2 separate regions of the Homo sapiens genome follow, and region 1 is linked to region 2. A link is an interaction called in ENCODE POLR2A ChIA-PET data of the cell type or tissue named here. Cell type or tissue: MCF 10A. All regions are shown on one strand. Links, peaks and the distances in the headings refer to the core of each region. The heading gives the core; the rest is flanking DNA.

Region 1 (4,392 bases), core at 258-4,257, 580 kb before region 2:
CACTTCAGCCTCCCAAAGTGCTGGCATTACAGGAGTGAGCCACCGTGTCCAGTCCATTTCTACTTTCTAAATATACTACAGTGAACACGTATTATCTTGGCAATAATAAAATTCTATGAATACATTTATTAGTATAAATATAAACATGTATATTGAACGATGCATAGACAAAAGCCTAAAAGAAATCACACCCAAGATACTCACCATGTTTATGCATGAGTGATGGGGTTGTAGGTTTTTAAACTTTCTTCTTTGGGTTTACTAGGAGTTCCTACATTTTCTTTATTGCTTTTGGAATAGGGGAGAAATTATTCTGAAGCAATACGAAATCACTCCCCTCAGCTGGGTGTGGTGGCTCATGCCTGTAATCCCAGCACTTTGGGAGGCCAAGGTGGGCGGATCACTTGAGGTCAGGCGTTGGAGACCAGCCTGGCCAACATGGTGAAAACCCGTCTCTACTAAAAATACAAAAGATTAGCTGGGCGTGGTGGTGGGTGTCTGGAATCCCAGCTACTTGGGAGGCTGAGACAAGAGAATTGCTTGAACCCAGGAGGCGGAGATTACAGTGAGCCGAGATGGCGCCATTGCACTCTAGCCTGGGTAACAAGAACGAAACTCCAACTCAAAAAAAAAAAGAAATTATCAGTTCCCTCCTGTTGATCATTTAAGATCTCTTTTTTCTAGCCCCCCGCCACCCCACAACTGGCACCCTTTCCTGCAACGCCTCTCACTCCACATTCGTAGCCTTGTTTGGAGAAAGCGGGGACAAAGAAGGCTCACCCAGCCATGCTGGGGATGAGTTTCTTTTGGGGCTCAGCCCCTGAGTCACATGAGAAACCCTTAAGCACAAACTCCAGACATCTCACTCTCTCTCCCACCGCTGCATTCTCATGGGAGAGTTCAAAGGTTGAAAGGGCAATCTAAGAGTTGGAGTAGCTGAGGCTCAGACAGGCTGAAGGAAAGAGGCTTTCTCAGATTCAGGGATTTTTCTAGATTCAGGGATTTTTCTAGCACAAGAGGAGCAGGGTAGAAATTGGGAGGCTGGGCTCTGACGTCAGGCTGCCTGAGTTCTAATTCCAATTCTCCTGAAGTATTGGAGTTCCAATACCAGCTGTGTGACTTCAGGCTAGTTCCTTAACCTCTCTGAGCCTCGGTTTCCTCATCTGCAAAATGGGGTAGTGATAGTACCAAGAAGGAGGTTGTGTGATATGAAGACATATCAGTAAAGCATCCCATAAAATGTGAAATCATGAACACTCTCCCTCAGTAAATGAATGATTTATCGAAACCTGCATAATTTCATAGCAGGCAGACCAAGAAAATTGTAATCTCTTCACACCATAGCTATAGGGTTGCACCACTTTGGCAGGTGAACAAACACACGAACCACCTTTGTCGATATTAGTCTCGAAGTACGTGAGGTTGAAATGATATAAGGTCTTTAGTGAAAGGGCTTTCATATTTTAAGAAATTCATCCTCCCAGGATAGTAAAATTCCAATGACATACTTTATGTGCAGCACCTAGGTTAGTGCCCGGCAAGAGTGCTTCATGTGCAAATATCTACTCAAAAAGATGACTTGGCTTCCTGCCCCTGGGGCCTGGCAGCCACCCTGAGACCCCATCCAACACTGCTGTCCCCACCTTTCCTACAGGGGAAGGGGCTGCTGGTATTCTCCTGGCGAGGGTCCCATCTGGTTCTCGCCCCAGAAACAGAAGGTAAATAGGGGCTGGGGGCTTGCAACAGAAATCCTGGAACTCCTCCTGGGCTAGGAAGTAGTGTCCCAGCAACAAGTCAAAAGTGGGAGCAAGGGCATGTGGTATGTGACCCCAAGATGCTCCTCTTCCCCCTGGCTTGGGGGTCCCTACTTGTCAGTAGTTTATACATCACCTCCTCCAGGAAGCCACCCTAGCTTCCCTCTCCCCATCCTACAACCAGAGCCTCTTCTGGCTTCCTCACACTCTGCTTACCCCATCACAGCACTTGGCACAATCGATTCCAATAGCGTGTCCGCTTGCTCAATGCTACACTCCCCGTGCCTCCCACCTGGTAGACCGAGAGCTTTGAGGAGGACAGGGAGTGTGTTTTATTGTCTGTATCTCTGGCATCTAGCACAGGGCTCAGAGTGGGCCCTCCATAATCAGGTATGTGAGTAAGTGCCTGAGCACATGAGTACATGAGTAATTTGGCACAACTTGTAGGGCAGAGGTTAAGAATCTGGGCTTCAGAGCCAAACAAACCTTGATCAAATCCCAGCTCCGCATCTCCCTGGCATGGAACTTGGACGAGTTCTTTCCTCCCTGGGCCGTGTCGTCCTCATGGGTAAAGTGGAAATAATAACAGTTCCCAAAGCACCAGTTATTGTGAGGGTTAAAGGCAGCAGTCACAACAAAGAATGAGCTCAGAGCCTGCATGCGTTCCATAAATGCAAGTATTCCATAAATGCCCTCTGTGCTGCTGTCTCCCCAGCTCCTAGAAGTGTGGCGGCTGGAAGCCTCCATCCCCTCCACCCTAGGAATGTGAAGGGCCCGCCTCGGTGGCAGTGTAGGGTCGGGGGAAAGCTGGTGGGCTTCCTGACCTGGATCCACTGCTCCTTTCAGAGACAAGGGTTGAGACACTGGCCTCAGCCTGGCTCACCCTTCCTGGGCCTCAAAGGCTGGGGCTCCCCCTCTCCTTGTCAAAATTAGCCTATCACATCCTGTGAAACTCAGGTGGGTGACTCAGAGACAGGCGGGCCACCTCGATTGCTGTTCCCAGGGCTGGGCTCATGGGCAAGGCGAGGCGTGGGCCCTCCACACACACCCACACCCCACAGGGACCCCGGGCCAGCAGCGAGCACCCCTTCCTCCCTCTCAGAAGCAGCCAGGGAAGCCCACCTCCCCTGACTTTTTCTCCTCTTTTCTTTTCTTCCCACTCGTCCAGCCTCTTGTTTTCTGCCCCCAAGGTGAAACGTGAGATCTGTCATTAGAAATTACCATGACTGACTGTCTAGCAGCTGACAGCATTGAGGAGAAGGGAGGAGTGGGGTCTGCGGGGCTGGCTCAGTGGGTTTTTCCCCAGTCCCTCTCCCGACTGCCCTCCCAGGATGGCAGAGCCAGATGTGTTCACATCCAAAACACACTAATTGTTTCTGGAAATCATCTGGGAAGATCTTCCTACAGCTGCAGTTCTCAAAAGGTGGTCTGTGGACCCTTGGGCATCCCGAAGTGCCTTTGAATCTTTCACCTTTTACCAAAGACCCTTGGAGGGGGGCCACAAGATCAAAACCATTATAATCATCCTGAGATGATGTCTTTATCACTCTCATTCACTCACAAATATTTAATGGAGTTTTCCGGGAGCTCTGTGACATGTGACATTGCAACAGATTGAATGCAGAAGTAGATACAATAATCCTGCGTGGTGGCTCACACCTGTAATCCCAGCACTTTGGGAGGCTGAGGCAGGCAGATCACTGGAAGCCAGGAGCTCGATACCAGCCTGGCCAACATGGCGAAACCCCATCTCTACTAAAAATAGAAAAAAATTAGCCAGAGATCGTGGCACATGCCTATAATCCCAGCAATGCAGGAAGCTGAGGCATGAGAATGGCTTGAACCCGGGAGGCAGAGGTTGCAGTGAGCCGAGATTGTGCCACTGCACTCCAGCCTGGGTGACAGAGTGAGACTCTGGTTAAAAAAAAAGAAAAAAAGAAAAAAGAAAAAAAAAGAATCCAGCTGTCTCCTGTGAAGCCAATCATTAAAGAGACCTGCAAAAATACAAAACGATGCCACTCCTTTAATTGGTTTTAATTTGGAAAATTGTGTCATTTCTTATAAAACTATGTTTTGTGTTAACATGTGATGAATTTATTATCCTCGCTTTAAATCAGTTTCTCAACCTTGGCACTATTGACATTTGGGCCAGATAATTCTGTTTATTGGGGGGTGCATCTGTGTATGGTAGGATGCATCTCGGATGCTGAGCAGCATCTCTGGCCTCACTACACACTAGACGCCGGTAGCATGCCCCATCTCCAGCTGTAACAAACAAAAATGGCTTCCAGCCTCGTCAAGTGTCCCCTGGGAGATAAAACTATCCCTGGTTGAGAACTACTACTTTAAATAAATGAATTACTACTTTCAATAAATGAACTAATTAATTAATTAAAATTTCCCAGTTTCAATTTCTAGTATGACAATTAGCAATAAATATAACAAAACTTTCAATGACTTTTATCTTCTTTTTTTTTTTTTTTTTTTGAGATAGGGTCTCACTCTGTTACCCAGGCTGGAGTGCAGTGGCCTGATCACAGTTCACAGCAGCCTCAACTTCCTGGACTCAAGCAATCCTCCCACCTCAGCCTCCTGAGTAGCTGGAGTCCCAGCTACTTGCCACCATGCCCGGCTAATT
Region 2 (4,392 bases), core at 250-4,249:
TCTCAGCCTCCTGAGTTGCTGGGATTACAGGGGTGCACCACCACATCCGGTTAATTTTTGTATTTTTAGTAGAAGCAGGGTTTCACCTTGTTGGCCAGGCTGGTCTCGAGCTCCTGACCTCGTGATCCTCCCGCCTTGGCCTCCCAAAGTGCTGGGATCACAAGCATAAGCCACCGCGCCCGGCCTGCAATTTCTTATAAGACTAAACATGCAATTATCATATAACCCAGCAACTGTATTCTTGTGCATTTATCCCAGATAAATTAAAATTTAAGTTCACACAAAAACTTGCAGAGAAATGTTGTTTTTTGTGTTTTTGAGATGGTGTCTCGCTCTGTCTCCCAGGCTGGAGTGCAGTGGCACCATCTCGGCTCACTGCAAGCTCCGCCTCCCGGGTTCACGCCTTCTCCTGCCTCAGCCTCCCAAGTAGCTGGGACTATAGGCGCTCGCCACCACGCCCGACTAATTTTTTGTATTTTTAGTACAGACGGGGTTTCACCATGTTAGCCAGGATGGTCTTGATCTCCTGTCCTCGTGATCCGCCCACCTCGGCCTCCCAAAGTGGTGGGATTACAGGCGTGAGCCACTGCGCCCGGCCTGAGAAATGTTTATGGCAGCTTTATTTGTAACAACAAAATACTGGAAACAACCCTTCAGTGGGAGAATGGTTGACCAAACTCTGGTACATCCATACCATGGAATACTCCCCAGCAATAGCAAAGAATGAACTACTGATACATGCAGCAACCTAGATGGACATCAAGAGTGTTATGCTTAGTGAAAAAAAGCCAGTGTCAAAAGATTACATACTGTGTGATTCCATTTACATAACATCTCAAAGTGACACAACTATAGAGATGGAGAGCAGATTAGTGGTTGCCAGAGGACGAAGACGGGGTGAGGAGCTGGGAGAGGGTGAGGGTGGCTGAGAATACAAAGAGGTAGCATGAGGCTGTGATTTCGAGGTGATGGAATGATTCTGTATCTTAACTGTGGTGCTGGTTACACAGATTTGTACATAGGATAAAACTAGAACTACATACATACAAATGAATGCAGTTTTTAAAAATGGTAAAAACTGAGTAAGGTCTGTAGACTGGCTAATAGTAATACACAAAGAGCAATGTCAGTTTTCTGGTTTAGATGTTATACTATGGCTATATAAGATTTCACCATTGGGGATGGGTGTGGTGGCTCATGCCTATAATCCCAGCACTTTGGGAAGTCAAGGCAGGCAGATCACCTGAGGTCAGGAGTTCAAGACCAGCCTGGCCAACACGGCGAAATCCCATCTCTACTAAAAACACAAAAATTAGCTGGGTGTGGTGGCGCATGCCTGTAGTCCCAGCTATTTGGGAGGCTGAGGAAGGAGAATCACTTGAACCTGGGAGGTAGAGGTTGCAGTGAGCCAAGATCACGCCACTACACTCCAGCCTGGGCAACAGAGCAAGACTCCATCTCAAAAAAAAGAAAAAAAAAAAATCTCACCATTGGGGAAGCTGGGTGACTGATATGTGAATCCCTGTGTGCTGCTCTAACACTTGCCTTTGAGTGTGTAATTATTTCAAAACAAAGAGCTTAAAATTTGGGTGGGGGAAGTACCTAGGTGAGACCTCTCCACCATTGTCCAATGTGTTTATTGCAAGGATTCCCCCGCTGCAGAGTGGGATGCCACGTTGCCAACATCCTGCAGCTTGGAGCTGGGGTTGATGTTTATGTGGACTTTTCAGGTACCTGTGGAGGATGGTGGGGGCAGGAATACCTGATGAGTGGATGGAAGGAGAGAGAAAAGAAGTGGCAACTGTAGACAGATGAGTCAGGTATGGCACCAAGGACCAGCCTGAACATGCCTGAAAATCAGCCCATATGCCGAACGGAATAGGAGGGACTTGGGTCTCTGACTCCTAAGACAAAGACCTCTCCTTTTATTGAATTATGTGGTTTTCCAAATCTTTCTGTGATTATGCTTAGGGGATATTTTGAAGACTGCACAGTCCTGGAACCCTTCTCTTTAGTTGATCCTGATTATACAGGGAATGTTTGTGTCCTTCCAAATTCATATATTACAATCCTTACCCCAAAGGTGATGGTATTAGGAGGTGGGGTATTTGGGAGGTGATTGGGTGATGAGAGTGGAGCCCTTATGATAGGGATTAGTGCCTTTATCAAAGAGACCTCCAAGAGATAGCTAGCCCCTTGTACCATGTCAGGACACAGCAACAAGGCACCCTCTATGAATCAGGAAGAGGGCCCTCACCAGACACCAAATCTGCCAGCACTTTGTTCTTGGACCTCCCAGCATCCAGAGCTATAAGAAATAAATGTCTGTTGTTTATAAGGCACCCAATTTATGGTATTTTGTTTCAGCAGTCCAAACAGACTACGATAGTCTTTTTTTTTTTTTTGAGATGGAATTTCACTCTTGTTGCCCAGGCTGCAGTGCAATGGCACGATCTCGGCTCACCGCAACCTCCGCCTCCTGGGTTCAAGCGATTCTCCCGCCTCTGCCTCCCGAGTAGTTGGGATTACAGGCATGCACCACCATGCCCAGCTAATTTTGTATTTTTAGTAGAGATGGGGTTTCTCCATGTTGGTCAGGCTGGTCTGGAACTCCCGACCTAAAGTAATCCACCTGCCTCGGCCTCCCAAAGTGCTGGGATTACAGGCATGAGCCACTGCGCCCGGCCTTAAGATAGTCTTTTAAAAAACTTTAAAATAGTGCATTAAATATACAGAACACTTCTGCTTCTGGCCAAGATGAGATACCAGGGACCAGATATATTCTCCCAAGTGAAACAATAGAAAAAACTGGACAAAATCTATGAAACAATGGTTTTCTGATATTGGACCTCACCAGTGCAGGACAGTGATTCCCGAGAGAGGGGAAACAAATGAGGTGAGTCTTATGATTGCCCGCCCGCCCCCCACCTTGCTGCCTGGAACGAGTTTCTGAGCTGCGGCATGTGGAAGGGAGCTGCATTAAGAGGGTTGGGGCCGGGCACCGTGGCTCACACCCAGGTGGAGCCTGATGGACTTCTGGAGCTGAGCAGCTGGAGCTGAGAGTCCAGGGAGGCCGCAGATGGCTGGAGTTCAGGGCAGAGTATTGGAGAGGAGAGAGCTGCAGAGAGCTCTGCAGAGAGCTCCCTCTTCACTGATCAGCACATGTGTGTAAGGAAGCTTCCTGAGGCTGGGGAAGAATCACCTGAAAGGACCAGAGGAAAAAATCACTACAGTTCACATGGCGACAGGAGTACTCTGTGTTCCCACCAGGCAGAGTAGAAAACCTCTTAATTCCAGGGGGATTGGGTACAGTCCTCAGAAGTGTATTGTTTCAGTAGTGGGACAAAATAAGCCCCAGAATAAAGGCTGCTCTGGTCTCACCTAACAACCTCAAAGTCTGGCCAGGCACAGTGGCTCACGCCTGTAATCCCAGCACTTTGGGAGGCGGAGGCGTGGGGATCACTTGAGGTCAGGAGGTCAAGACCAGCCTGGCCAATGTGGCGAAACCCCGTCTCTACTAAAAATACAAAAATTAGCCAGGCGTGGTGGCAGGCACCTGTAATCCCAGCTACTCAGGAGGCTGAGGGAGGAGAATTGCTTGAACCCAGGAGGTGGAGGTTGCAGTGAGCTGAGATCATGCCACTGCACTCTAGCCTGGGTGACAGAGTGAGAATCCATCTCAAAAAAAAAAAAAAAAAAAAAAAAAAAGCCCGGGCACGGTGGCTCACGCCTGTAATCCCAGCACTTTGGGAGGCCGAGGTGGGCGGATCACGAGGTCAGGAGATCGAGACCACGGTGAAACCCCGTCTCTACTAAAGATACAAAAAAATAGCCAGGCGCGGTGGCGGCGCATGTAGTCCCAGCTACTCGGGAGGCTGAGGCAGGAGAATGGTGTGAACCTGGGAGGCAGAGTTTGCAGTGAGCTGAGATCGCACCACTGCACTCCAGCCTGGGTGACAGAGTGAGACTCCGTCTCAAAAAAAAAAAAAAAAAAAAAGACTCAAAGTAAACCTCAAAAGGATCAAACTGTTTCCAAGTAACCTTAAGTATCCCATAACACATTTCAAGAATATTCATAGGAACACGAAAATATCTAGCACCCGAAGAGGTGCAATTCACAATGTCTGGCATCATCAAATTAAAAATTACTAGGTATGCAAAGAGGAAAGTAAATAAGACCTAAAATGAAAAGAAAAATAAATTAATAGAAACAAACTGAGAAATGATACAGATGATAGAATTAATAGAAAAGGGATGTCATGATATCCTGGTTGGGCTAAAAAAAAAAAAAAAGAAGAAAGAAAAAGAAAAAAACAGAAAAGGGAATTAAATGTTACTGTAACTATACAGTATCCCACATGGTCAAACAGGTAAAAGAAAGATTAAGTATGA

The links. ChIA-PET counts read pairs that join two places held together with the same protein. Peaks named below come from ENCODE experiments on the same cell type or tissue, not always from the same donor. Only the 100,000 strongest peaks of a DNase experiment are listed, where the experiment ranks them.
Region 1: POLR2A ChIA-PET joins it to region 2 with 8 read pairs; 1 of 35 experiments calls an interaction of 5 or more read pairs at or near these places.

The regions. Positions count from the first base shown.
Region 1 is chr1:24,234,686-24,239,077 of GRCh38, reverse strand. No RefSeq gene overlaps it. Among named protein-coding and RNA genes, the nearest start is that of LINC02800, 37 kb to the right of the region's middle. In MCF 10A, for the core only: no CTCF peak of the experiment used is centred there; DNase peaks (open chromatin) are centred at 2,097 and 2,667.
Region 2 is chr1:23,659,523-23,663,914 of GRCh38, reverse strand. No RefSeq gene overlaps it. Among named protein-coding and RNA genes, the nearest start is that of RPL11, 30 kb to the left of the region's middle. In MCF 10A, for the core only: no CTCF peak of the experiment used is centred there; a DNase peak (open chromatin) is centred at 1,844.